2 separate regions of the Homo sapiens genome follow, and region 2 is linked to region 1. A link is an interaction called in ENCODE POLR2A ChIA-PET data of the cell type or tissue named here. Cell type or tissue: PC-9. All regions are shown on one strand. Links, peaks and the distances in the headings refer to the core of each region. The heading gives the core; the rest is flanking DNA.

Region 1 (11,580 bases), core at 3,210-7,209:
CATGGTGAAACCCCGTCTCTACAAAAAAATACAAAAATTAGCTGGGCATGGTGGCACTCATCTGTAGTCCCAGCTACTTGGGAGGCTAATGTAGGAAAATCGCTTGAACCCAGGAGACGGAGGTTGCAGTGAGCCGAGATCGCGCCACTGCACTCCAGCCTGGGCGACAGAGTGAGAACTCCATCTCAAAAAAAAAAAAAAAGAACAAAAATTAGCCGGACATGGTAGCGGGCACCTATAATCCCAGCTACTTGGGAGGCTGAGGCAGGAGAATCGCTTGAACCTGGGAGGTGGAGGTTGCAATGAGCCGAGATCATGCCACTGCATTCCAGCCTGAACGACAGAGCGAGACTCCATCTCAAAAACAAACAAGACTTTGCCATACCCTTGCGTAACACATAGCTACTTGAAGCACCTAGGACTGGCCTGGAAGTCAGATCTACACCAGTGGTTTCTCCTTCTAGAGGGCCCTGTTGCTAGGGACTGGATTTACCCTCACAAGCAGGAACTGGGCTTTAATTAAATAGTGGAGTAGAGAGCATCTTTCTGAGCCCCGTGGTCCTTGGTTACTAAGGAGGAGTCTTCCTTAGGAACCAACTTCCAGGATGGGAGGACTTTAGGTATAATCCTCTGGGGAGGTCTCAGGATAGTCCCCTTTCCTAAGAGACAGCTCTTCTCTCAGTCAGGTCCTACTGGGGAGGAGGCTATTCTCTGGCCTCAGTTCAAGGCCAGCAGGTCAGAGGCTGGCCACAGTCATTGAAACCACTTAGACCTCACTTTTGTTTGCCAAGGATGGATGAGGTTGCCTTGGCAACCAGGTCAGAAGGCCCCAGCTCTGCGAGGATTTTATGGGACACCAAACCCCATCACCAGGGCACCAAGCTTTCCTTAGCAACCAGGATCTGGAAAGGCAATGTGCAGGGCAGGGCAGTGCTCTTCATTGGGAGAAGCCCTCAGACCATGAAGGCCTTGTTGCTAGGGAACAAGCATCCTTAGCAAGCAAGAGCTAACTGCATGCAGGCCTTTATCATGTGGGGAGGGCTGGGGTCCGCTTTGCAGAGTGGAGACTTGAAGCGAGTTGCTTGAGGGTGGGGGGTCTATCTCATGCCTTTACTGTTGCTAGGGGCCCAATCTCCTTAGCAACCAGGGCCCTAGAAAGGCAGACCCTTGGGTACCTATCCCAGCAGAGACCTGGTGTGGTTTAGGCCCCGCTGCTGGGGCTCCCTTCCTCTCTCGCTGGGACCTGGGTCCCTCTGGACCTCAGTGCTCTCCCCCTCTTCTCCTGCAGGATGAGAAATACTGGAGCCGGCGGTACAAGAACAACGAGGCAGCCAAGCGGTCCCGTGACGCCCGGCGGCTCAAGGAGAACCAGATATCGGTGCGGGCGGCCTTCCTGGAGAAGGAGAACGCCCTGCTGCGGCAGGAAGTTGTGGCCGTGCGCCAGGAGCTGTCCCACTACCGCGCCGTGCTGTCCCGATACCAGGCCCAGCACGGGGCCCTGTGAGGCTGCCCCACATCCCCACCTGGCGGAGCTCTCCTCCGCCTTGCTGAGACTTACGCCCTGTTCCCTTCCTGCCCTGTGGCCCACGGGCCGGCCAGCTGGGTGCCCCAGGGACGTGATAATGCAGATAAATACATTTATATTTTTAAGAAAAAGCGAGCCTCCCCCCTCCCTTGCGGGGGCGGGGAGGGTTCTCTGTGTGTGTCCCCGGCACGTCAGGGACCCTATCCTCCCACCGCCTCCGTTAACACGATCCTGAATAAATCTTGAGAACCCCAGAGCCAGCTGTTGTGGAAGAAGAGGGCAGCTCCCTGGCATACTGGCTGCAGCCCGTGGGCAGCTCCGGGCTGTCGTCCATAGAGGGCAGGCGCTGCTGGAAGTGCTGGAGTCTGAGTCCTCCCGCGGGCTGTCGGATGGAGGAAGGGCAGAAGGTCTGAGAGGAATGAAGCGACTGCCTTTATTGCATAGACCTTTTCAATTGCTTTTTAGATTGGGGACGGAGGACGCGCATGAGACGAACAGGGGATATGAATTTCCCCGCCCCCACCCGCGGGGAGAGGAACATTAGTGCAAATCCTAGCGCCGGCCCCGGGGAACCTGCCCCTCCTGGGCTGATTGGCCAGCTAAATGGAGGCACCGGAGTGGATGGGGCGAGGCTGCGGGCCCTGACCGGCCGACTCACTGAGGCCTACCCCAGCCAGTACATTCCAGGTCCTGTCATTGGGCGACGCGTAAAATAGACTCCGCCCTCAGCCATCCTGGCCGGGTAGGAGCAGGTGGCAAGCGTCAGGACTGAGCCCTGCCCCGTAAGGGCGGCCCCAGATCAGACGCCAGGCCCCGCCCTCATTGATCAGGCACTACCCTCGGGACGAGCCCATTTCTCTTTAACCGTGACGACGCCCACCTTCCAGCATCACGTCTGGTCCCATGAAAGCGAGCGCAATCCTGAGACGGGGCCAGGGCCCCTGCCACCACAACTCTAGCAGCCAGGCCACACCCCCTAGCTCAGGCTCCGCCCCATTGGAATGTAGGCCCCGCCCCCGGCGGGTACCAAGCTTGTTTAGTTTCAGGGCTCCCGCCCCGGGCAGCCAGGAGGCCCAGTGAGCAGTGTACCGATGCCAGGGTGCATCTGTGCCTGTAGCGGCCCATACTCCACCTGCTCCCCGTCCACTGTGAGCACGCCGCGTGGTGTGAGCGGCTCTAGGCGGAAGGCACGGGCCGCGGCGTAGCCCAGCTGCGGACAGCCCAGGCTGAAGTGGCTACCACGCTCCATGGCCAAGAAAAGGCGCAGCAGCGCAGCCCGCGAGATGCCGCTACGCACCCAGCACAGGTGCACCAGGCCGTCGTCGAAGCGCGCATGCGGAGCTGCCACCAGGTCAGCGCCTAGGTGGCTGGGCGAGATGGCCAACATGAGCACAAAGTCCCCCTCCAGCGTCACCCAGTCTGGGGGCAGCGGGGTGCCCAGCGGAGGCAGCAGGTGGTCGGGCGGGCCGCAGGTGGAGGCCCCTACCCGGGCATCAGGGGTGGGAAGTGGGAGCCCAGAGGATGGGGGAATTACGGGGGCCCCTTCGGAGACGGGTGAGTGTAGAGCTGCCTTGGGAGAGCCAGGAGGTGAAGACAGCAGTGGGTCCGGGGACAGCGGAGCATCCCCAGCCCCACCCCAGTCCCCAGCCAGCTCTGGGCCCCCACCGTTGAGGGACAGGATGGGCAGGGGTTCTGGCGAGCCAGGAGAGGCCAGGGCAGGCTGGGGCAGGGGAAGAGGCAGGTCAGACACAGAACGATGCAGGGGTGAGTGGGCCATGGGCGGGGCTGGGTCTGGGGTTAGGGTCAGCTCCGACTTGGCACGAGGCAGGCTATGGGCAGGGGTGGGCGAGGCAGGTTCCACAGTGGCGGGGAGGTAGGAGAGGCGTCCGCGGTAGGTGTGCAGTGTGGCGAGGCCCAGCACCGTGCCCAGTGTGAAGCGGGCACTGCCCAAGGCCCTGAAGCGCTCGCTCTGGATATCCACATCTGACACGAAGCCCCAGGCCACAGACAGGAAGGAGAAACAGCGGGAGCCCGAGGCCAGCGTCACGGAGAGCAGGTCCAGTGGGTGGCCACCACCCCGGCACAGCAACAGTGAGCAGTTGAGCAACAGGTCGAGGCCCAGGGCTGGCTCAAATCTTCACAGCCGGAGATGGACGGACACACAGAAGGAAGGAGCAAACAGGGGTTGGGGAAAGAGACAGGTAGGAAAGCAGCTGGCAATGAGACCACGAAGGCCATGGCCCAGGCCCACCACAGCCGTGGGGCCACCTCCAGGCGACTCCTTACGGGGCCAGGTTCCTGGTCATCTTTCATTTGCTCCCTACAATTCACTGAGTGCCTCCCATGCCAGGCAGAGTTCTGGGCGCTCGGGATACAGCTGGGAAGCAGGCAGGCAAAAATGTCCAGGAGCTGGGGGTGAGCATCCCACAGGCAGGCTGATTTACTTGACTGACTGTGGGTTTGGCTGAGTGGGAGATATAGGGGTCCCTATCACCCCAGGAGGGGCTCATCCCTCCCTTCGTGGTATCCTCAACCTACCCCCCGTGCTGGTTCACTGCTCCGGCCAGCGCGTTGCCCGAGCCGCAGGGGAGGATGCCCACAGGCATCTTCACAGCTTCCTCCCAGTCAGGGCGATCTAGGAGCCCGTTCAGCACCTGGAGGGTGGGAGACCAGAAGCCTGGGTCCTGGTGGCAGTCTCTATAGTCCCCCAGGGCCCAGGGCTAGGGGCAGGGTGCTCCTGCTCTACCTCATGGAGCAGCCCGTCTCCCGAGACCGTGACGATGCCATCCCACTCACTCAGGCTCAGCCCCTGGACCAGCTCCCGGGCGTGGTTCTGTCGTTCTGAAGTGGGATACCGGGCTGTTAGGCAGGCTGTCCCACCCCAGCCCCATAGACCCAGGAGTCCCACCCACCACTTTGCTCCCTTAGGACTCAGCTGTCCCAGCCCCCAGCTCCCATTCTCACTGGCCCTTACCTGTCTGGATGAGGTTGAAGGACAGCCCAGCTTCAGAGATCATGGGAAGCACGTGGTTCTTACACCACTGCCAGGCCAGGCCCCGACCCCCAAAGGGATTGACCAATAGAAGCAACCGGGGCGGCCGAGGTAGCAGGTCAGGGGTGATCTCTGTGGAGAGAGGTTAGGGTCTGCAGAGGCCAGTGACCCAGGCCCCCCACCTTGGAAACAGTCCCTTCATCAGCCCCCAACGGAATTGGTGGAGGGCTGGCCCCTGGGACCTGCTGGCTCTCATGTGGCCAGGCCTAGGTATGCAGCCCTGCCCCAACTCCTAGCTGCTGAGACAAAGGCAGGGCTTAGGTGTGAAACCAAATGCCCTTTGTCCCCATGTGTGGGAGGAGCTGTAGTTCAGAGCTGTGGTTCCCACTTTCCTCACCCCAAACACCTATTACCCAGGATTAGGTTACTTCCAGCCCTTAGGGGCCCCAGGCAGGATTAGATGCCACCTCTGAACTCCAGGGAAGCCCTAGACCTCTGTTGGCACCCATCACTCTGGGTGGTACCTGGTCCTGTCTCAGGCTGCTGCTCTCACCACCCTGGGTGACTCACCTGTGGTCAAGACCCATGCAAAGGGGAAGAGGATAGGAGACAGAAACATAAATCTAGCAAGAGAACAGCAGATGTAAATCACTTTTCTCTGCCTGCGTTTTTGTTTTGTTTTGCTTTTTGTGATGGAGTATCGGTCTTGTCGCCCAGGATGGAGTGCAATGGTGCAATCTCGGCTCACTGCAGCCTCTGCCTCCCGGGTTCAAGTGATTCTCCTGCCTCAGCCTCCCGAGTAGCTGGAATTACAGGCATCCGTCACCATGCCCGGCTAATTTTTGTATTTTTAATAGAGACAGGGTTTCGCCATGTTGGCCAGGCTGGTCTCGAACTCCCGACCTCAGGTGATCTGCCTGCCTTGGCTTCCCAAAGTGCTGGGATTATAGGCATGAGCCACTGCACGCGACCTCTGCCTGTGCTTTTTTTTTTTTTTTTTTTTTTTTTGGAGACAGAGTTTTGCTCTTGTTGCCCAAGCTGGAGTGCAATGGCACGATCTCAGCTCACTGCAACCTCTGCCTCCTGGGTTCAAGCGATTCTCCTGCCTCACCCTCCTGTAGCTGGGATTACAGGTGCGCAGCACCACACCCGGCTAATTTTTTGTATTTTTAGTAGACATGGGGTTTCACCATGTTAGCCAGGCTGGTCTCGAACTCCTGACCTCAGGTGATCCACCCGCCTCAGCCTCCCAAATTGCTAGGATTACAGACATGAGCCACCACATCCGGTCCTCTTGTCTTTTTGTTCCTTCTGTAGCCCATCCCTGTGTATCACTCCTAACGGATCCAGAGAGATACATCACCCAGACACACAGAAAAATAAAGACACAGCTGCCTATGGAGGAAATTCTGCAGAGACACCAAGGTGGCTCCAGGATAGAGCAGCTGCCCAGCACCTCACCCCCATCCCCGGGCAGTGGCAGTCCTCGGAGCAGACAGGTGAGGGCAGTGGCCCAGCGCTGGGCCTCGGCACGGTTCTCTTCGTAGGTGGCGGCCCCATCTGCCCGGAAGGTGCGAGTGGCTCTGCGCCGGGCCCCGCGCCGGCCCCGAGGGTAGGTGTAGATGCAGAAGTAGGCCGCTGAGTCTGAGGGGCTGCGGCTTCGCAGGGTGCAGCAGCCTGAGACCTCGGCCAACGGGACCAGGCCACCCCGGGGCCTGGCTTCAGGTTTGGGGCGCAGCCGCTGTATGTGCAGGGCCTGCGATGTAAGGGTGAGGGCAAAGCGTGGGCCTCGGGCTGGGTAGGAGCCAAACTCGCCATGGAGGAGCGGGGTGCTGGCAGCCAGTGGCGGTGGGGGCGGGGCCATGGCCTTAGCCCTGACCAGGGTGCTCCTAGGCCCGTGGCCCCAGCTCCCGGTCAGCTCCTGGTCTGGCCTCTGTGGGAAGGGAGGAGAGAAGGGGTGAGAATTCAGGACCCCATGGCAGGGGCAGGGAGGGGCAGGGGCTGTGGACAGGAGGAGACAATGAGGGGCAGTGGCAGGTGAGACAGGAGCATCAGAGACAGACAGGCTCAGACAGGTGTGGGCAGACCTTGAGGATGCGGGACAGAGGCCAGCATCCCAGAGGGGGCCGGAGACCCGGGCATGCAAACATCCAATCATTTATTCCCCAGTAAGTATTCAGTACCCTTTATGTGCCAATCACGGTGCTAGGCCTAGCAAACACAGCAGGAGACAAAATAGCCCCAAATCCTTGCCTTCATAGGAATAGATAAACAAGAGAAAGGATTGAAATATACAGGTGGTTGGGTGATGATAACGGGCTTTGGGGGAAAAGAAGGCACAGGAAGGGGAATGGATAGTGGGATTGGATATGCAGAAACAGACATGCAAAGACTGAAAGACACACCTCCCCGACACCCCCACCCCCCATACGGTGCAGTGGGTAAAACAGCAAAACAATCACAAACGCAATAGAGATAGGGTCTGAGAGCCAGAGAAACACTGAGAGGAGACAAACAGGGTCAATGAGGTGAAACTCAGGCGATGAAAGATACTTAAGAGAGTAAGACTTTTTCACCCCAACGAGAAAGGCAAGACAGAGTGGAAGGGAGAGCAAATAGGAGGGGTACGAGGCAGGCATGGAGACAGCTGGAGAGAAGGGATATGACAGGGACTACGGGGTCCGAGAGGAGCCACATGCGAGCGCCTGCAAGGGGCAGGGGCCAAGAGCTGGTCCCTGAGCACTGACCTGGGTGTCTGGCCGCCTGCTCTCCAGGGAGCGGGTGGGAGCAGGACTGAGGTCCCTTCCCCACAGGCCCTCTCCCTGCCCTCTGCCCGGATTCTGCCTCCTCCTTTCGCTCACCTTTGTTCCCCACTGCCCCGCCCAGCCACCTGCCAGTCCTGCCCCTCACATTCCCCAGGCCCAGAGCGCCAGGACAGCCCCCCACCCCCCACCGCCTGTGGACTCACCCTTAGGAACTACATCTGCCCCCCTATCCCCAGCGGCTCTCTCGGGTCCAGGACGTCTGCTTCACCCCCAAACCTGCCCTGGCCCCATTATGGGAACCTCAAATCAGGTTCAAGCACAGAGCCCTAGATGTCCTCCAGTCTTGGGCCTGGGTCTCTGTCCCTGGGTCCCCGAGACCTGGACCTGGGTCTCCATCCATTGGTCCCCAATCCATAGGCCTGCGTGTCTGGCCCTGGGCCCCCAAACCGCCATCCGCACTCTTATTTCCAGAACCCAGTCCCAGGCCTGGCTGGGTTCAGTCCTGGCCCAGGTTTTCCATTTCCATCTCCCACCCCGGTGCCCCAGTCCCGGGCCTGAGTCTCTGTTCCTCTTGGTCCCTCAGTCCCCTAGACTCCGGTCCCTGCCCCGACCCCCGCACCCTCCTCACACGCCGGGTCCTCCTCCAGGCGGTCCCGCAAGTCAGCACCAACAGCCCCCATCAGACCTAGGGGTGGGGGGAGGGTGTGCATCCGCTCAGCCAATGGCCGTGCAGCCGGCCTGGGCCGCACCAATACGAGGGCGCGGGGGGTGGAGCCAGTCAGCTCGCGAGCTTGGTGCAGGGACCGGCCGCGGGAGAGGCCGAGAGCTGGGCGGGGCCTCGCGCTTCGGGAGACTGGCCGCCATCGTGGGTGAGGGCCGACGCGCAGCGGAGACGACGTCGCGGCCCCATAGACAGCGCCGTTGTCGCCATCTTTGTTAAGGGAGAGTGGGCCTGTCTCATCCATTGAATTCACAAAAGAAAAGGGGCGTGAGGGAGGAGGTCTTTAGCTGCAAAGACAGAGACTCTAACACGCGTAACAAAGGCCCAGAGATCCGATCCAGACACAGAGCAAGGCAGAGACCCACAGAGGTTGGATGAGGCAATAAGAGAGCTGGGAGGAGAGGGAGAGTGGGGAAAGTGAAGGATACTTTTTTTTCGGACAGTTACAGAGTCAGAGAGACCCAGAGAAAAGCAGAGATATAAACAAGAGACCAAAACAGTGGGATTGAGAATGTGCAAGGTAAGGATACAAGAAAACCCTGAAAATGACAGACACGGAGACAGATGGAGACAGACACTTCTGGAATGGAAGCCGCGAAGGAGAGGCTCATTAATTCAGACTTATTTATCTCAGGCTCAAACCAGAATGGAAGCGGCATGAGATAAACATCTGCCCAGTGAATGAACCAGTCACATGGCAAGACAGAGACAGAGAGATGGGGACAGTATCTCTAGGTCAAAGGTGAGGGAGGGAGAGAATATTGGAAGCCCAGGGGCTGGGAGGAACTGGGACAGAAAGTGAAGATGTTGACAGATGCACCGAGGCAAAGACATGGTGAAATTGAAAGAAAGGCAAGTATATATTAGGAGACTTAGAAACAGAATTGCATAGAGAGAAAGAGATATGCATTAGGAGACAAGGACAGAGCTCACTAGAAAGTGACAAATGTAGGCTGTAGGCCAGGCGTGGTGGCTTACGCCTGTAATCCCAGCACTCTGGGAGGCCGAGGCGGGTGGATCGCCAGGTCAGGAGTCCGAGACCAGCCTGACCAACATGGAGAAACCCCCGTCTCTCTCTCTTTTTTTTTTTTTTTTTTTGAGATGGAGTCTGGCTCTGTCACCCAGGCTGGAGTGCAGCGGCACGATCTAGGCTCACTGAACCGCCTGCCTGGTTCAAGCGATTCTCCTGCCTCAGCCTCCTGAGTAGCTGGGACTAGAGGCACGTGCCACCACGTCCGGCTAATTTTTTACATTTTTAGTAGAGACAGGGTTTCACCGTGTTAGCCAGGATAGTCTGGATCTCCTGACCTCGTGATCCATCCGCCTCAGCCTCCCAAAGTGCTGGGATTACAGGCGTGAGCCACCTCACTGGTCCAAAACCCCCATCTCTACTAAAAATACAAAAATTAGCCAGGTGTGGTAGCACGCACCTGTAATCCCAGCTACTCAGGAGGCTGAGGCAGGAGATCGCTTGAACCCAAGAGGCGGAGGTTACAGTGAGCCGAGATGATGCCACTGCACTCCAGCCTGGGCAACAGACCAAGACTCTGTCTCAAAAAAAAAAAAAAAAAAAAAAAAAAGAGAGACAAATGTAGGAAGAAGTTTGCTTATTGCCAAATCATGTACCTAGCATCCAACCCACAGTAGCAACAGCACCAGATAGTATGTGCCAAGGAATGACACGGAGAGAAGGGGGAACAGAAACCCAGTAAGACTGAGACTGGGGCACAGCAACTGAGCTTGGGGCCCTGGGAGAAGGAAAGGCAGAGACACTGGGCAAAGAAGCTGAGATTCAAACATAGAGCCTAAGTCACACAGACGAGAGGACAGGGAGGAGGAAAAGGAGAAAGGACCCTGCAGCTCACACACACTTGCTGTGTGACTGCTGGGAAGCCCCTGAATTCTTGGCCTCAGCTGTCCTGTCTGGGAAGTAGGGAGAAAGCTATTCACACTGAAACAGGAATTAAAAGAAATTAAAGAATGTGTAAGCAAAAACTCAGTTGTATGTAAAAAACCCAATTCCCCCTGAGGAAGAGAAAGAGATTGAGTCCTTTATTTTTTTTTATTTTTTTTTTTTTTGAGACGGAGTTTCGCTCTGTCGCCCAGGCTGGAGTGCAGTGGCGCGATCTCGACTCACTGCAAGCTCCGCCTCCCGGGTTCACGCCATTCTCCTGCCTCAGCCTCCCGTGTGTAGCTGGGACTACAGGCGCGCGCCACCATGCCCGGCTAATTTTTTTTGTATTTTTAGTAGAGACGGGGTTTCACCGTGTTAGCCAGGATGGTCTCGATCTCCTGACCTCGTGATCCGCCCATCTCGGCCTCCCAAAGTGCTGGGATTACAGGCGTGAGCCACTGCGCCCGGCCCGAGATTGAGTCCTTTAAAAATTAACTGCCTGTTTTTCTGTTTGTGGCTAGTGAGCCTTATCTAACTCCCTTTCCCAGGCATCGTGAAGACCCTGTTTCTCTAACTGTGCAGCTGCAAGGTCACTAGACAGGATAAACTCAAGTCCTAAAACATGTTTTTCCTTGAAAAGTAAGAAATAATGTAATGCATGTCTCAATTGAATAACTGTCTTTGTTTCTCGCTGCTATAATATGCTTCCCCCTGCACAGATCTCCCCCTACCCCACGAAATACTTAAAATGTAACTTGACTCTTTGTTCGGTGCTCAGTCTTTTTCGATGTTAATCTGACTGGGCCAGTGCACCTAAATAATAAATAATAAGTATCCTCCTCAACCCCTCAGTTTCTCTGATTCCTAAATTATCCCACTGGAACACCTGCCTGGAGAGAAGGTCTGAAATCACTTATGGAAGGGCTCCCAGGCTGGGCGCGGTGGCTCATGCCTGTAAGCTCAACACTTTGAGAGACTGAGGTGGGAGAATCCCTTGAGCTCAGGAGTTCAAGACCAGCCTGGGCAACAGAGGGAGACCTAGTCTCTAGAAAAAATAAAAAAATTGGCCGGGTGCAGTGGCTCATGCCTGTAATCCCAGCACTTTGGGAGGCCGAGGCCGGCGTATCACCTGAGGTCGGGAGTTTGAGACCAGCCTGACCAACATGGAGAAACCTCATCTCTATGAAAAATACAAAAGTAGCTGGGTGTGGTGGCGCATGCCTGTAATCCCAGCTACTTGGGAGGTTGAGGCAGGAGAACTGCTTGAACCCGGGAGGCGGAGGTTGCAGTGAGCCAAGATCGTGCCATTGCACTCCAGCCTGGGCAACAAGAGCGAAACTCCACCTCAAAATAAATAAATAAATAAAAATAAAAAAATTAGCCAGCCATGGTGGAGGCTACTTGGGAAGCTGAGGTGGGAAGATCACTTTAGCCCAGGAGGTTGCAGCTGCAGTAGGCTGTGATTGTGCCACTGCTTTCCAGCCTGGGCAAGAGTGAGACCCTGTTTTTTCTTTTTTTTTTTTGAGACGGAGTCTCACTCTGTCACCCAGGCTGGAGTGCAGCGCGATCTCGGCTCACTGCAACCTCTGCCTCCCGGGTTCAAATGATTCTCCTGCCTCAGTCTCCCGAGTAGCTGGGATTACAGGTGCGCATCACCATGCCTGGCTAATTTTTGTATTTTTA
Region 2 (17,004 bases), core at 5,125-9,124, 280 kb after region 1:
TCAGTCCCCCGAATAGCCAGGATTACAGGCGTGTGTCAGTACGCCTGGCTAATTTTTGTATTTTTAGTAGAGATGGGGTTTCACCATGTTGCTCAGGCTGGTCTTAAACTCCCGACCTCGTGATCTACCTGCCTTGGCCTCCCAAAGTGTTGGGATTACAGACGTGAGCCACCGTGCCTGGCCCATTCTTTTTTAATTAAAACATTTTTTATTTCAGTAGTTTTTGGGGTACATGTGCTTTTTGGTTACATGGATGAATTCTGTAGTGGTGCATTCTGAGATTTTGGTGTGCCCATCACTAGAGCAGTGTACACTATACCCAATATGTAGTCCCTCACCCCCATCCCAACCCCCCTCCCTGAGTCCCCAAATTCCATTATATCACTCTGTGTATCTTCGCACCCTCATAGCTTACTTAGCTTCCACTTATAAAGTGAGAATACGGCTATTTGGTTTTCCATTCCTGAGTTACTTGACTTAGAATAATGGCCTTCCAACTCCATCCAATTACTGCAAGAGACATTATTTTGTTCCTTTTTATGGCTGAGTAGTATTCCATGGTGTATATAGACCATATTTTCTTTATCCATTGAGCTGCCTTTTAGAAAGGCAGGTAGAAAGATGGACTTGAGGCCGGGCGTGGTGGCTCATGCCTGTAATCCCAGCACTTTGGGAGGACAAGGCAGGCGGAGCATGAGGTCAGGAGATCGAGACCATCCTGTCTAACACGGTGAAACCCTGTCTCTACTAAAAATACAAAAAAAAATTAGCCGGGCGTGGTGGCGGGCGCCTGTAGTCCCAGCTACTCGGGAGGCTGAGGCAGGAGAATGACGTGAACCCGGGAGGCGGAGCTTGCAGTGAGCCAAGATTGCGCCACCGCACTCCAGCTGGGCGATAGAGTGAGACTCCGTCTCAGAAAAAAAAAAAAAAAAAAAAAGAAAGATAGACTTGAATATGTGGATCTGGAGGTGAAGGGAGAGGTCTGGGCTGAGAAACTGCTGTGGGAGGATCTATTAATAGATGGTAGTACTGCCGGGCGCGGTGACTCACGCCTGTAATCCTAGCACTTTGGGTGGCCAAAGCAGGTGGATCAGCTGAAGTCAGGAGTTCGAGACCAGCCTTGCCAGCATGACGAAACCCTGTCTCTACTGCAAATACAGAAATTACCAGCCTGACCAACATGATGAATCCCCGTCTCTACTAAAAATACAAAAATTAGCCAGGTGTGGTGGCATGTGCCTGTCATCCCAGCTACTCAGGAGGCTGAGGCAGGAGAATCGCTTGAACCCAGGTGGCGGAGCTTGCAGTGAACCGAGATCGCGCCACTGCACTCCAGCCTGGGTGACAGAGTGAGACTCCATCTCAAAAAAAAAAAAAAAAAAAAAAAAAAAAAGGCCAGGTGCTGTGGCTCACGCCTGTAATCCCAGCACTTTGGGAGGCCGAGGCGGGCGGATCACCTGAGGTCAGGAGTTCGAGACCAGCCTCAACATGGAGAAACCCCGTCTCTACTAAAAATACAAAATTAGCTGGGTGTGATGGTGCATGCCTGTAATCCCAGCTACTCGGGAGGCTGAGGCAGGAGAATTGCTTGAACCTGGGAGGAGGAGGTTGCAGTGAGCCAAGATCGCACCATTGCACTGCAGCCTGGGCAATAAGAGTGAAACTCCATCTCAAAAAAAAAAAAAAAAAATTACCTGGGCCTGGTAGCGCATGTCTATAATCCCAGCTACTTGGGAGGCTGAGGCAGGAGATCGCTTGAACCCAGGAGGCGGAGGTTGCAGTGAGCTGAGATTTTGCCACTGCACTATCCAGCCTGGGTGACAGAGCAAAATTCTGTCTCAAAAAAAAAAAAAAAAAGGAGGGCCGGGCGTGGTGACTCACGCCTGTAATCCCAGCACTTTGGGAGGCCAAGGCTGGCAGATCACGAGGTCAGGAGATCGAGACCATCCCGGCCAACATGGTGAAACCCTGTCTCTACTAAAAGTACAAAAATTAGCTGGGCATAGTGGCGCTGTAATCCCAGTAGCTGTAATCCCAGCTACTCAGGAGGCTGAGGAAGGAGAATCACTTGAACCCAGGAGGCGGAGGTTGCAGTGAGCTGAGATTGTGCCACTGCACTCCAGCCTGGGCAGCAGAGTGAGACTCCATCCCAAAAAAAAAAAAGAAAAAAAAAGGAAAAAGGCACATGGGGCAGAATCCAAGACAGACCAGGCGTGAGCGTCCAGCTGTCCTCTCCCGGTGGAGTCATGGACGGCACTTAATTCTCCCAGCAAGATGTGTGACAACACGCAAGCAGTACTGCCAACCAGGGATGCTCCTGTAAGCCTGGGTGGCCAGGGTTTTTACTGGGGGTCAGTCACATATGCATGGTGGCTGACCTGAGACTCCAGCCCCTCCGAGGTCAAACTGATGCTCAGTGGCTCCAGGCCCTGACCATAGATGACAACATTAACACACAGCATCCAGTGTGGCCCCAGGCCCCAGGTAAACCAAGACACTCTTATCAGTCAGGACATTCCAAGGGCTTAGAGGTTCCCTCCCAGAAGCTGGTCCAGGGCCGGTCCTTTCTTTGGAATGTGCGGGGTTTGGACAACCCAGGCCTGCTGCATTCACCCCTCGCCACATCCCACCACTGCCTTCTGCAGCTCCGCACTTTGCTTTGAATAATAACAACCCCAGCAACAGTGGCCATCACAGCCCCTTGTTGCTGAGCGCTTGCTGTGTCTGGCTTATTGACTCCTTCCTGCAGTGCGGAGAGACAGCCGCCATCAGCCCATTCATACATGGAGAAACTGAATGTCTCAGAGGGCCCGGGTTGTGCCCAGGATCACACAGTTCATAATTGGTGGAGTCGAGATCAAGCCCCCGTCTGCCTGCCTCCAAGCTCTTCCACAGGGCACCTATGGCCTCTGGAGCCACGGTTGTTTTTTTCTTTTTCTATTTTTTTAAAAGTTAAGGCTGGGCTTGGTATGTCTTGTCTGTGATCTGAGCACTTTGGGAGGCCGAGGTAGGCGGATCACTTGAGCCCAGGAGTTCGAGACCAGTCTGGCAAACGGTGAAACTGTCTGTACTAAATATATAAATATCAGTCGGTTGTGGTGGGGGGTGCCCGTAGTCCCAGCTACTCAGGAAGCTGAGGCATGAGAATCACTTGAACCATGAGAATCACTTGAACCCGGGAGGTGGAGGTTGCAGTGAGCCAAGATCACGCCACTGCACTCCAGCCTGGGTGACAGAGCAAGATTCTTAAAAAAAAAAAGTTAAAAAAAGCCTATTTTATTATAGAAATGTATAAATATATAGAAATGTAGAAAGAACATAAGTGAATAAGCATATATCTCCCAGGCAGGAGATTTTAAACAGAGGCAGGGGCAGGGTAGAAGTGGCAGAGGCGGGTGAGGCCCGCTGGGTGACCATTTGCTGATGACTTAAGTCCTTTGAAGATGTGGCCTGGGCAGGGAAAGAAGCAGCATAGCCTCGGTTCAAACAATAGCTTGGTTGTTCACTAGTGGTGCGGGTGACCTTGGCGGGTGACCTCTCTCTGATCTTTTTTCGCTGATTCATTCATTCATTGAGTTCGCTCAGTAAATATTTATTGAGCACCTACTGTGTCTCTGGAATGGCTTGAGGCTCTGGGAGACAGTGGACAGCATGAGAGATGTACCTCACAGGCTCTGTTCTACTGAGGAAGAGACCAGCAACAAGGTACAGAAGTGAAATTTGGCCGGGCACAGTGACTCACGCTTGTTATTCCAGCACTTTGAGAGGCCGAGGTGGGCGGATCACTTAAGGTCAGGAGTTCGAGACCAGCTTGGCCAACATGGTGAAACCCCATCTTTACTGAAAATACAAAAATTAGCTGGGTGTGGTGGCGGGTGCCTATAGTCCCAGCTACTCGGGAGGCTGAGGTAGGAGAATCACTTGCACCCAGGAGGCGGAGGCTGCAGTGAGCTGAGATCGCACCACTGCACTCCAGCCTGGGTGACAGAGCAAGACTATGTCTCAAAAAAAAAAAAAAAAAAGAAAAAGTCTGGGCGCGGTGGCTCACGCCTATAATCCCAGCACTTTGGGAGGCCGAGGCAGGTGGATCACATGAGGTCAGGATTTCGAGACCAATCTGGCCAACATGGTGAAACCCCGACTCTACTAAAAATACAAAAATTAGCTGGGTGTGGTGGCACATGCCTGTGATCCCAGCTACTCCGGAGGCTGAGGCAGGATAATTACTTGAACCCGGGAGGCGGAGGCTGCAGTGAGCCAAGATCGCACCACTGCACTCCAGTCTGGGCAACAGAGTGAGACTATGTCTCAAAAAAAAAAGAAGTGAAATGTATTAAAAGATGTTTCCTTGTGGAGGCCCTGAGAGGGAAGCATCTATGGTGTCTCTCCTGGCTTCCTGTAGCTGCCAGCAACCCTTGGTGCTCCTTGGCTTGTAGATGAGTCACTCCAACCCCTGTCTCCATCTTCCTGTGGCTGCCTTCTCGGTGTCCTATGTGTGTCCTTTTCTGTCTCTTATAAGGACACTCTCATTGGATTTAGGTTCCACCCTAATTTAGTATGATCTCATCTGTATCTTTACCTTAATTCTACCTGCAAAGACCCTATTTCCGAATGAGATCATATTCTGAGGTTCCAAAGGGATGTAAATTTTTAGGGGACAACATTCAACTCATTATACCCAGTAAATTTGAATTTCAGATAAACTATGTGTAATTTTTTAGTACAGTGGAAGTGTGTCCTATGCAATACAGTCATCCAATATTGCATGGGATGTAGTTAAACTAAAAAAATCGTTTGTTGTTGGGCCGGGCATGGTGGCTCACACCTGTAATCCCAGCACTTTAGGAGGCCAAGGCGGGTGGATTGCTTGAGGTCAGGAGTTCGAGACCAGCCTGGCCAACCTGGTGAAAACCCGTCTCTACTAAAATACAAAAAAAAAATTAGCTGGGCATGGTGGCTGGCGCCTGTAATCCCAGCTACTGTGGAGGCTGAGGCAGGAGAATCGCTTGCACCCAGGAGGCAGAGGTTGCAGTGAGCCGAGATCACACCACTGCACTCCAGCCTGGGCAACAGAGTGAGACCCCGTTTAAAAAAAAAAAAAAAGTTTGTCGTTGATCTGAAATTCAGATGTAAGTGGTGTCCTGCACAGTCAGCCCTCCATATCCATGGGTTCTGCATCTGTGAATTCAACCAACTGTGGATAAAAAATATTTGGGAAAAAAATTGCATCAGTAGTGAACATGTACAGACTCTTTTTTTCCCTTGTCATTATTCTCTGAACAATGTAGCATTACAACTATTTACATAATGTTTTCATTGTATTTGGTGTTATAAGTAATCTAGAGAGAGATGATTATTTAAAGTATACGTGGCCAGGCACAGTGGCTTATGCCTGTAACTCTAACACTTTGGGAGGCTGAGGTGGGAGGATCATTTGAGGACAGGAGTTTGAGACCAGCTTGGACAACATAGTAAGGCTCTGTCTCCACAAAATATATATATATTTTTTTCTGAGACAGATTTTTGCTCTGTCGCCCAGGCTGGAGTGCAGTGGTGTGATCTTGGCTCACTGCAACCTCTGCCTCTTGGGTTCAAGTGATTCTCCTGCCTCAGCCTCCTGAGTAGCTGGGACTACAGGTGTGCACCACCATGCCTGGCTAGGTTTTGTATTTTTAGTAGAGACGGGGTTTCACCATATTGGCCGGGCTGGTCTGGAACTCCTGGCCTCAAGTGATCCGCCCGCCTCGGCCTCCCAAGGTGCTGGGATTACAGGTGTGAGCCACCGTGCCCGGCCTCCATAATTTTTTTTTTTTTAATTAACTGTGCGTGGTGGCACACACCTGTGGTCCCAGCTACTTGGGAGGCTGAGGCAGGAGGATCGCTTGAGCCTGGGAGGTTGAAGCTGCAGTAAGTCATGATTGCAGCACTGCATTCCAGCTTGGGGGACAGGGCTAGACCCTGTCTCTAAAAAAATAAAAATAAAGTATATGAGGGGATGTGTAGAGGTTATATGCAGATATGGTGTTTTTTTTTTTTTTTTGAGACAGAGTCTCACTCTGTCACCCAGGCTGGAGGGCAGTGGCTTGATCTCGGCTCACTGCAAGCTCCGCCTCCCGGGTTCACACCATTCTCCTGCCTCAGCCTCCCGAGTAGCTGGGACTACAGGCGCCCACCACCGCGCTCAGCTAATTTTTTGTATTTTTAGTAGAGACAGGGTTTCATCATGTTAGCCAGGATGGTCTTGATCTCCTGAACTCGTGATCCGCCCGCCTCGGCCTCTCAAAATGCTGGGATTACAGGCGTAAACCACCGCGCCCGGCTGCAGACATGTCATTTTATATCAGGGGCTTGAGCATCTGTAGGTTTGGGTATCCATGGGACATCCTGGAACTGATGTCCTATGGATACCAAGGGATGACTGTATTTTTCTTTTTTTCAAAACCTAATAAGGAGAAAAGGAAAGCAAGGGAGGGGGTGTTTTTCAGTTTCAGGTAAGGTGGTCAGGAAGGCCTCACTGAGCAGAGAACATTTGAGCAGAGACCTGAAGGAGAGGGGAGCAAGCCCTATGGAGATGTGAGGGAACTCCACGTGCAAAGGCCCTGGGGCAGCAGTGTGCATGGTGTGTGGAGGAACAGCCAGGAGGCCTGCGGGGCTAGAGCCTGGCGACCCAGGGAAGAGAGAGGAGGTGAGGGCAGAGGGAGGGGGACCTGGGGCCAGATCTTGCAGGGCCCCCCTGGGCGGTGGTGAGGACTTTGCTTTGACTGAGTGGGTCGGTGGCTAAGCAGAGTGTTCTAAGCAAAGACTGGAATTGCTGTAGGTGCAAACTGGCGCCCTCTGGTGGCTGCTTGGGGAACCCACTGGGGATGGGGACGGGGCGGGGAGAACAGCTCCCAGGCCAGGGAGGAGGGTGGCTGAGACCAAGGGTTGAGAAGCAGTTAGATTTTGCATCTGTTTTGAATGTGTTACCATCACGATTTGCCAATGGGTTGGATGTGTGAGAAAGGGAAGACTCCAGGATGACCCCCAGGCTTTGGGCCTGAGCACCTGGAAGGATGGAGTTGCATCTTTTGAGATGGGGACAAGGCTGAGAGGAGCAGGTTTGGGGCATCGTGGGTTTGAGAGGATGCCCTTGCGGAGGTGTTGAGAGGCCCATGGGGCATCTGTATGGAAGTATTGAGTAGACGCCCAGCCGTGTGAATCTGGAGCTCAAGCGAGATATCTGGACTGCAGATGGAAATCTGGGAGTCCTCAGTAGACAGATGGCATGTGACAGCCACAAGGGAATGCTTGATGGTGGAATATGGCAGCAGCAATTGCCACAAAGACCCAATTAAGTCATTCTTTTTTTTTTTTTTTTTTTTTTTTTTGAGATGTAGTCTCACTGTCTCCCAGGCTGGAGTGCAGTGGCACTGTGTTGGCTCACTGCAACCTCCGCCTCCTGAGTACAAGCAATTCTCCTGCCTCAGTCTCCCAAGTAGCTGGGACTACAGGCGCGCACCACCATGCCTGGCTAATTTTTGTATTTTCAGTAGAGACGGGGTTTCACCATGTTGGCCAGGCTGGTCTCGAACTCTTGACCTCAAATGATCCGCCTGCCTCAGCCTCCCAAAGTGCTGGGATTACAGGCGTGAGCCACTGTGCCCGGCACCAATTAAGTCATTCTTTTAGCAGATGTTTGTGCGAGGCCCGGTGCCAGGTGCTGTGTCTTCACTGAGGAGTGAAACTGGGCCTGCATCGTGCGCTCTGGGAGCTGAACGTGGGTGGTGGGGACGGTCATGAATCAGATGCTCTCCCCAGTGATGGTTAAGTTCAGACCATGAGGGCGATGGGCATGGTGCCCTGCAGGGGGATAACAGAGTGAACCTGAACCTTGGTTGCTATACTGGGGTCCATGTGCAAATTAGAAAAAGGTGCCTCTTTCTCTAGCCTGGAACTGTCCGTTATAGTAGCCACGAACTTCATTAAATTTAAATGTAGCCTGGTCGCAGTGGCTCACGCCTGTAATCCCAGCACTTTGGGAGGCCGAGGTGGGTGGATCATGAGGTCAGGAGTTCGAGACCAGCCTGGCCAACATAGTGAAACCCCGTCTCTACTAAAAAAAAGTACAACAAAAAAAAAAATTAGCTGGCATGGTAGCGGGCTCCTGTGATCCCAGCTACTCCGGAGTCTGAGGCAGGAGAATCACTTGAACCCGGGAGGCGGAGGTTGCAGTGAGTCAAGATTGCGCCATTGCACTCCAGCCTGGGTGACAGAGTGAGACTCTGTCTCAAAAAAAAAAAAAAAAAAAAATTAAATGTAGACACTAGCTGTTAAAATTTAACATAACTAAAACAAAATTACAAATTTTGTTTCTCAGCATACTGATCATGTTTCAGGTGCTCAGTAGCCACCTATGGCCAGTGTCGACCTTATTGGATGGTGCAGATCTAGAATATTTCCCTCACTGCAGGGAGTTCTAGTGGATGGTGCTATTCTGTTCCTTTATTTCCATCTGAAGGGTGGCTGTCATGATAAATGGACAGGTCTGCCCTTAGATCTGGTATCTTTGTGCAGTGTACATCCTGCCCAACCACACAGGGTGGCCCTGCTCAGTTTGATGAGTAGAGGAAGGCTGCTGCTTTTTTTTTTTGAGCCAGAGACTCACACACTGACACACTCTGTTGTCCAGGCTGGAGTGCAGTTGGTGCGATCTCAGCTTACTGCAACCTCCACCTCCAGGGTTCAAGTGATTCCCATGCCTCAGCCTCCGGAGTAGCTGGGATTACAGGCGCCCGCCACCATGCCCAACTAATTTTTTGTATTTTTAGTAGCAATGGGGTTTCACCGCGTTGCTCAGGCTGGTCTTGAACTCCTGGCCTTAAGCAGTCCTTCCTGCCTTGTTCTCCCAAGGTGTTGGGATTACAGGCGTGAGCCACTGCCCCTGTCCGAGGCTTTTTGATAGTGATGATGGACCTAGAATATGACAGAGAGTAAGACTTCAATGGTGAAAAGGGAAGGAGGCAGGAAGGGTGTAGAGAGAGTCTTCCAACAGCATGTGCAAAGTCTCTGTGGCTGGAGGAACTAAAACCAATCTGGTTTGTCGTTGTTGTTGTTTTGAAGACAGGGTCTTCTCTGTTGCCCAGGCTGGAGTGCCAAGCTGTGATCATGGCTCACTATAGACTTAATCTCCTGGGTTCAAGCAATCCACCTCCCTCAGCCTCCTGAGTAACTGGTACCACAGGTGTGCACCACCACGCCTGGCTAATTTTTATATATATAAATGTATTTTTTTTTGGTAGAGATGGGATCTTGCTGTGTTGCCCAGGCTGGTTTCAAACTCCTGGGCTCAAGCAATCCTCTTCTCTCGGCCTCCCAAACTACTGGGATTACAGGCATGAGCAATCGCGCCCAGCCAACCTAAAGACAGTCTGGATGGTATGGAGTGACCGAGGGGATTTACGGTCCTGTGAGGCCTTGCAGGCCCTACTAGGAAGTGTGATCCTGATTCCCGAGGGCAGTAGAAGCCTTGGGAGGGTTTTAGCAGGAGATTGACATGGTCAAATGTGTCATTCTGGTTACACCACTTCCTGGCCATGTGACCTCGGGCAATTACTTAACCTCTCTGTGCCTCAGTTTCCACATCTGTAAATGAGGAGTTTCACACTGTGAGAATGTGCGTGTAACATACTTCAATCTGTGCCTGGCACACAGTAAGTGCTATGTAAATGTGCACCATTATCATTGATGATGATTGTTGTTATTTTATTGTTTGACGAGATCTCCCTGGAAGCTGTGTAAAGAACCGATTGGCAGGGGATGGTGTGTGTTACAGGATTTGGGGAGACTATTGAGAAGGCTGTTGGGCTCACCCAGGCAGGATGAAATGGTGGTGGCTGGCATGGACTGGGACCAGGCGGGTGGGGAGGAGAGAGCTGGGTGAAGTGCGGTCTGCTTGAAGGTGGAATCGGCAGGATTTATTGTGACAGGGAAGGGAGCAACAGGGATCACGTGCAATGTCCAGGTTTTTGGCCCAAAGCCCTGGGAGGATGTGAAGTTTCCAGAAGAGAATCTGGCTCACAGTGGACATTTGATCAATGCAGATTTCTTTCTCCAGCTTTCAAACTGCAGCTCAGCCTGGGAATGGAATTTCTCAAGGTCACTCTGTAAGTCCCAGAACTGCTCGACCAGCCTAGGCTGGAGGATGTGGGCACAGCCCTAGGGCTTACTTCAGAGGAGGATTTTCTTGGCTTGACTCTTTCTCTTTTTCTTTTTTTTTTTTTTTGAGACAGGGTCTCGCTCTGTCACCCAGGCTGGAGTGGAGTGGAGTGGCACGATCATGGTTTACTGCAGCCTCAACCTCCTGGGCTCAAGTTATCCTCCAACCTCAACCTCCCAAGTAGCTGGGACCACAGGCATGCACTATTGTGCCTGGCTAATTAAAAAAAAAAAAAAGACCAGATGCGGTGGCTCACACCTGTAATCCCAGCTCGTTGGGAGGCCAAGGCAGGTGGATCACAAGGTCAGGAGTTTGAGACCAGCCTGGCCAATATGGTGAAACCCCGTCTCTACTAAAAATACAAAAAATTAGCCAGGCATGGTGGTGCTCGCTTGTAGTCCCAGCTACTCAGAAGGCTGAGGCAGGAGAATCGCTTGAACCTGGGAGGCAGAGGTTGCAGTAAGCTGGGATCATGCCACTGCACTGCCGCCTGGGCAACAGAGCGAGACTCTGTCTCAAAAAAAAAAAAAAAAAAAAGTTTTGTAGAGACAGGATTTCACCGTGTTGCCAAGGCTGGTCTCAAACTCCTGGATTCAAGTGATCCTCCCACCTTGGCTTCCCAGAGTGTTGGGATTACAGGCGTGAGCCACTGTGCCGGCCTTTGAATCTCTTCTGCATCCCAGTCTCCTTGCTCAGTTGTTTCTGAGGCCCTGGGCTTCCCCATGACCAAACCTTCACTTAGGCCATTCCTCCCACTTGGAGAACCGGCCCTCTCTCCTTCCACTAATTCAGAATCGCACCTGGCCTGAACAAGCTGCTTCATAGGACCCCTGCTCCCAAGAGACACATGGAGGGTTAGGTTTATGATCTGGTTTTATAGAGGGGTGATTTCCTTGGAGGCTGTTGTAGAGTCTGGGACAAGTTATATGTCATCCTGAGACTCAGTCTCTCCGTGAGCAAAATAGGCTAGGCAACTGGAAACTCACGCGACATTCATTCCAAGAGTTTTTTAGGGGGGACGTTTAGGGACATAAGATGAGGCAGGCAGGTTAGATGCCAGTTTGTGAGGGAACTTGAACATCACGGAAAGCTTCTAGATTTTATTCTAAATACAGTGGGAAGCTGTTGGAGGGGTGGATTGTGGGAGCTGTTTACAGCCTCAGTAAGTTCTTCCCAATGGCCATGTGGATACTGGTTGAAAAGTAGCAAGAGTAGGCCAGGTGCGATGGCTCACGCCTGTAATCCCACCACTTTGGGAGACTGAGGTGGGGGGATCGCTTGAGGTCAGGAGTTCGAGACCAGCCTGGCCAACATGGTGAAACCTCATCTCCACTAAAAATACAAAAATTAGCCAGGCGTGGTGGTGGGCACCTGTAGTCCCAGCTACTCGGGAGGCTGAGGCAGGAGAATCACTTAAACCTAGGAGGTGGAGATTGCAGTGAGCTGAGATCATGCCATTGCACTCCACCCTGGGCAACAGAGTGAGACTCTGTCTCAAAAAAATAAATAAATAAAAAGAAAGTAGTAAGAGTAAAAGTTGGGGAACAGAAGCCCTACATAATTGTTTAAGTGAGAGATGAAGGTGGCTTCAGTGAGAAGATAGCAGCAAAGGAGATAGAGAGGAGGGTGGATTCAAGAAGATTCAGGGGTTTAGCAAGTGAACTTGCCAGAGGATTGGATATGGGTGTGATAAGAAAAGAATCTGCTGGGCACAGTGGCTCATGTCTGTAATCTCACTTTGGGAGGCCGAGGTGGTTGCATCACTTGAGGTCAGGAATTCGAGTCCAGCCTGGCCAACATAGTGAAACCCCATCTCCACTAAAAATATAAAAATTAGCTGAATGTGGTGGCATGTGTCTGTAATCCCAGCTACTCAGGAGGCTGAGGCAGGAGAACTGCTTGAACCTGGGAGGTGGAGGTTGCAGTGAGCTGAGATTGCACCACTGTACTCCAGCCTGGGTGACAGAGCGAGACTCCATCTCAAAAAAAAGAGAAAGAAAAAGAAAAAAGGGCTGAGCAAGGTGGCTCATGCCTGTAATCCCAGCACTTTGGGAGGCCGAGGTGGGTAGATCACATGTCAGGAGTTCGAGACCAGCCTGACCAACATGGTGAAACCCCTTCTCTACTAAAAATACAAAAATTAACCGGGCATGGTGGCGTGCATCTGTAATCCCAGCTACTCAGGAGGCTGAGACAGGAGAATCGCTTGAACCCAGGAGGTGGAGGTTGCAGTGAGCTGAGATTGTGCCACTGCACTCCAGCCTGGGCGACAGAGCGAGACTCCGTCTCAAAAAAACAAAAACAAAACACAAAAAAACACAGGCCGGGCACGGTGGCTTATGCCTGTAATCTTAGCACTTTGGGAGGCCGAGGCGGGCATATTGCCTGAGCTCAGGAGTTCAAGACCAGCCTGGGCAACACAGTGAAACCTCATCTCTATTAAAATACAAAAAATATATATATATATTACCCGGGCATGGTGGCGTGCGCCTGTAGTCCCAGCTACTTGGGAGGCTGAGGCAGGAGAATTGCTTGAACCCGGGAGGTGGAGGTTGCAGTGAGCGGAGAACGTGACACTGCACTCCAGCCTGGCAACAGAGCGAGACTCTATCTCAATAAAATAAATAAATAAATAAATAAATAAATGAAAGTATCTGGAGAGGGATGTCCTTAGATGTCCCTAGAATCCTTCATGCAGAGACCTATCCCATCTTTTTCTCTCTGACTCTCCTCTTAGGCCTTATATGACCCCATCAACCCTGACAGGGAGACCCTCGATCAGCCATCACTAACGGATCCCCAGCGTCTGTCTAATGAGCAGGAGGTGCTTCGGGCTCTGGAGCCCCTGCTGGCCCAGGCCAACTTCTCCCCGCTGTCTGAGGACACCCTGGCCTACGCGCTGGTGGTCCACCACCCTCAGGATGAGGTCCAGGTACTTGGCTCCCTAGGAGAACAAAACTCCCAGGAGGCCTCTAGGGTGGGGCAGAGCCTCTGAGAGGCATGGGCTGCTGGGAGTTGTAGTCCTGAGCCTGGGACTGTGGCCCATATGGCGCACTTGGTGAACTCAGAGAAGGGGCTACTTTTGGCTGGATGCAGTGGCTCAAGCCTGTAATCCCAGCAGTTTGGGGGTCCAAGGTGGGTGGATCACCTGAGGTCAAGAGTTCAAGACCAGCCTGGCCAACATGGTGAAACCCCATCTCTACTAAAAATATAAAAAATTATCCAGGCATGGTGGCAGGTGCCTGTAATCCCAGCTACTGGGGAGGCTAAGGCAGGAGAATCTCTTGAACCCGGGAGGTGGAAGTTGCAGTGAGCTGAGATCGTGCCATTGCACTCCAGCCTGGGCAACAAGAGTGAAACTCCATCTGGAAAAAAAAAGGAGGTGCTGCTGTCTCAGGTCACTTCACTGCCATCTGTTGGAAAAGTATCATATGATATGGCTCTCTTAGGGCAAGAGACTTAGCACCATCTGCCAAAATTGTAATAATAAATAATATAATACAAGGCCGGGTTCAGTGGCTCATTCCTGTAATCCCAGCATTCAGGAGGCCGAGGCAGGAGGATCGCTCGAGCCCAGGAGTTCCGGACTCATCTAGGCGACACAGGGAGACCCCGTCTCTACAGAAAATACAAAAATTAGTTGGATATGGTGGTGCGGGCCTGCAGTCCCAGCTACTCGGGAGGCTGAGGTGGGAGGATCATTTGATCCCAGGAGTTTAAGGCTGCAGTGAGCTGTCAGCCATGATCTTGCCACTGCACTCCAGCCTGGATGACAAATTGAGAACCTGTCTCAAAAAAACAAAACAAAACACACACACACAGAGAGACACATTAAAAAAGAAAAAAAAAACCAAGCCCCTAAAAGCACGCAAAATGCTAACAAAATTATAAGAAATACTAAAATCAGCTGGGTGCAGTGGCTCACACCTATAATCCCAGTGCTTTGGGAGGCTGAGGTAGGCAGATCATTTGAGGTCAGGAGTTTGAGACTAGCCTGGCCAACATGGTGAAACCCCATCTCTACTAAAAATACAAAAATTAGCCAGGCATGGTGGCGGGTGCCTGTAGTCCCAGCTACTTGGGAGGCTGAGGCACGAGAATCACTTGGACCCAGGAGGTGGAGGCTGCAGTGAGCTGAGATTGTGCCACTGCACTCCCGCCTGGGTGACAGAGTGAGACAATATCTCAAAATAGAAATAAAAATAAAAACAGAAATAAAAAATACTAAAATCTCCCCAAATTCCACATTTTAGTGATTTTAAACTGCAGTTTTTCCAAAGTCATGTTTTGTCATCTCTGAAATTGGGATGTAATTTACAGGTGGTGGTGTGACATCATTTAATTGGCAACGTATTTTGTTTTTAGTTGCTTCATAAAATAATCAGGTAGAGTCAGTGGCACCTTAGATTCTAGGAAATATGGTAAAGATGACTTCTACGTGAATGGCACTGTGTTAGATCATGAGCCCTTGTGCAGTATACGACATGGACAACCATATGTGACAGCCCTGCCTAGATGGTGAATGGGGATAAGTGGGAAACGGGGGAATTATTTAGGGGCAGGACATCTGATTCTGGTATCCTGCCCTCAACACTCCTGCCCATGTTCACCCGCCACTGCTTCCTTCATCCCCCCGGCAGGTGACAGTAAATTTGGATCAGTATGTCTACATTCACTTCTGGGCCCTGGGCCAGCGAGTCGGGCAGATGCCCCTGAAGTCCAGCGTGGGCTCCAGGCGTGGCTTCTTCACCAAGCTGCCCCCTGCGGAGAGGTGAGGCGGCCCTTGTTCCCCAGCTGCAGCAAGAGGGAGCAAGGTTAGAGTCAAGAGGGGACTGACAGGTCAGTGTCTGGTTTGGGTGTCTGGGCCCCAGGCGGGAAGTTGAGAAATGGGAGGCGTGACTCATCCAAATGCTGTCTTTTCTTCTCAAGGGAAAGTGAGTACTACACTTGATTCCCAGGGGAAGAGAAAGGATGGGGACAGTTCTCCCCATTTTCCAATAAGGAAAACTGAGGCTCGGAGAGGGAGGTCCACATTCTGAAGATGCGGCACGGCCAGGATTCCAACAAACAATCTGCACGTCCAATACCAGGGATCGATGGCGCGATTGAACCGATCCCCTGTGGTTGGACACAGCTGATCCCTGGTTTCTTCCCCATGATTACTGAGTCGCTTTTAAGATGGTTGTGCGACTGTAGAGCCAGAGTGAGCGTCCTAGGATTGGAGGGGGCTCCCCGGGCAGTGCAGTCCCGATCCTGCTCCTGCCTCTGTCTCTGTCCCTCAGGAGATACTTTAAGCGGGTGGTCCTGGCAGCCCGGACCAAACGGGGACACCTGGTACTGAAGAGTTTCAAGGACACGCCGCTGGAAGGCCTGGAGCAGCTGCTGCCGGAGCTGAAGGTGCGCACGCCCACCCTGCAGCGCGCCCTGCTCAACCTCATGCTGGTAGTCTCCGGCGTGGCGATCTTCGTCAACGTGGGCATGGTGGTGCTAACCGACCTCAAGGTGGCCACCTCCCTGCTGCTGCTGCTCTTCGCCATCTTCATGGGCCTGCGGGCCTCCAAGGTGAGCATGCGCCTGCCACGCCTCCTGCGGCCCTGCGCTGTGGGGACCAGGTCAGGCCCCCTGTAGTTGTCTCTGTTTCATGCATTGTTCCTGCGTCATGCTCTCCTCCCTCCCTCCCTCCCTTCCTTCCTTCCCATTCTTCCTCTTTTCTTTCCCTTCCCTTCCCTCCCTGTCCTTCCTTCCTTCCCATTCTTCCTCTTTTCTTTCCCTTCCCTTCCCTCCCTGTCCTTCCTTCCTTCCTCCCTCCCTTCCTCCCTTCTTTCCTTTCTCCCTCTCTCTCCTCCCCTTCCTTTTCCCCTTTCCCTTCCCTTCCTTCTTCCCCTTCCTTCCGCCTCCCCTCCTCTCCCCTCCCCTCCCCTTCCCCTCCCTCCCTCCCTTCCTTCCTGTTCCTCTTTTCCTTCCCTTCCCTCCCTCTCCCCACCTCCTTCCTCCCCCCTTCCCTTTCTCCCTTCCCTCCCTTCTTGCCCTCTCCTCCGCTCCCCTCCCTTCCCCTTCCCTTCCCTACTTCATTTACTCAACACCCCTTAGGGGGGTTTCTTAATCTCTCTGAGCCTCAGTTTTCTCATCTGGAAAATGGGGATGATAGCGAGATCTGCCTTGTAGGGTTGTGAGCATGAAATGAGTGAGTCTGTGAGAAGCACTGGGCAGTGCTCGGCTCGTGGTAGGGGCTACATAAGGGTTGACAGCCGCTCACTGAGTGCCGGCTTTAGGGGCGCTTTAGTGATGCGGTGAAGGGGGTGTGTTCTGGAAGCAGACTTCCTGGATTTGAATCTGACTCTACTCTCTTCTCGCTGTGTGATCTTGAACAAGTTGCTTAACCTCTCTGTGTCTCAGCTTCAAAATCTGCAAAGTAGGGATGATGGTGGGACCTAACTCATAGAGGTGTTGTGGGGATTAAATGAATTAACATGCACAGTGCTGAGAATAGAGCCTCCCACATGGCACAGGAGGTGCTATGTGAGAGTTAGCTATTACCAGGATGATGATTATTATCATTACTAATTGGGCTGTTTGTTCCAAGTCCCCATCCTGACTGGGTATCATTATCACTGGGGGAGCTGGCTGACAAATGCAGCCTCCTGGGCTCCAGTCCTAGTGGACTGAATTGGAAACTCTGGGACTGGGGCCCAGGGAACTATATTTTTAACAAGCTCCCTTTTGATTCTGCTACATGTGAGTGCCGGGCTGCCTTGAACAGTTGCACAGGTTGTTCACCATCCAAGGATTCGTGGCCCAGGGGCCAGGTG

What was found. Peaks named below come from ENCODE experiments on the same cell type or tissue, not always from the same donor. Only the 100,000 strongest peaks of a DNase experiment are listed, where the experiment ranks them.
Region 2: POLR2A ChIA-PET joins it to region 1 with 5 read pairs; 15 of 35 experiments call an interaction of 5 or more read pairs at or near these places.

Annotation. Positions count from the first base shown.
Region 1 is chr19:48,620,761-48,632,340 of GRCh38, reverse strand. It overlaps SPHK2 (sphingosine kinase 2), which reads right to left. Exons shown (of 7, transcript NM_020126.5): 3 at 5,979-6,450; 4 at 4,500-4,649; 5 at 4,272-4,366; 6 at 4,064-4,179; 7 at 1,936-3,660. The coding sequence ends at 2,568. It overlaps DBP (D-box binding PAR bZIP transcription factor), which reads left to right. Exons shown (of 4, transcript NM_001352.5): 4 at 1,289-2,311. The coding sequence ends at 1,504. Among named protein-coding and RNA genes, the nearest start is that of SPHK2, 7.0 kb to the right of the region's middle. RefSeq lists an enhancer at 4,155-4,655 and silencers at 4,715-5,009, 7,938-8,177. In PC-9, for the core only: no CTCF peak of the experiment used is centred there; a DNase peak (open chromatin) is centred at 4,980; H3K27ac peaks cover 2,496 bases.
Region 2 is chr19:48,341,283-48,358,286 of GRCh38, reverse strand. TMEM143 (transmembrane protein 143) reads left to right here. Exons shown (of 8, transcript NM_018273.4): 4 at 12,933-13,127; 5 at 14,836-14,966; 6 at 15,478-15,757. Among named protein-coding and RNA genes, the nearest start is that of TMEM143, 14 kb to the left of the region's middle. RefSeq lists enhancers at 15,129-15,629, 15,630-16,130. In PC-9, for the core only: CTCF peaks have their summits at 6,637 and 6,837 (motif pointing left); no DNase peak of the experiment used is centred there.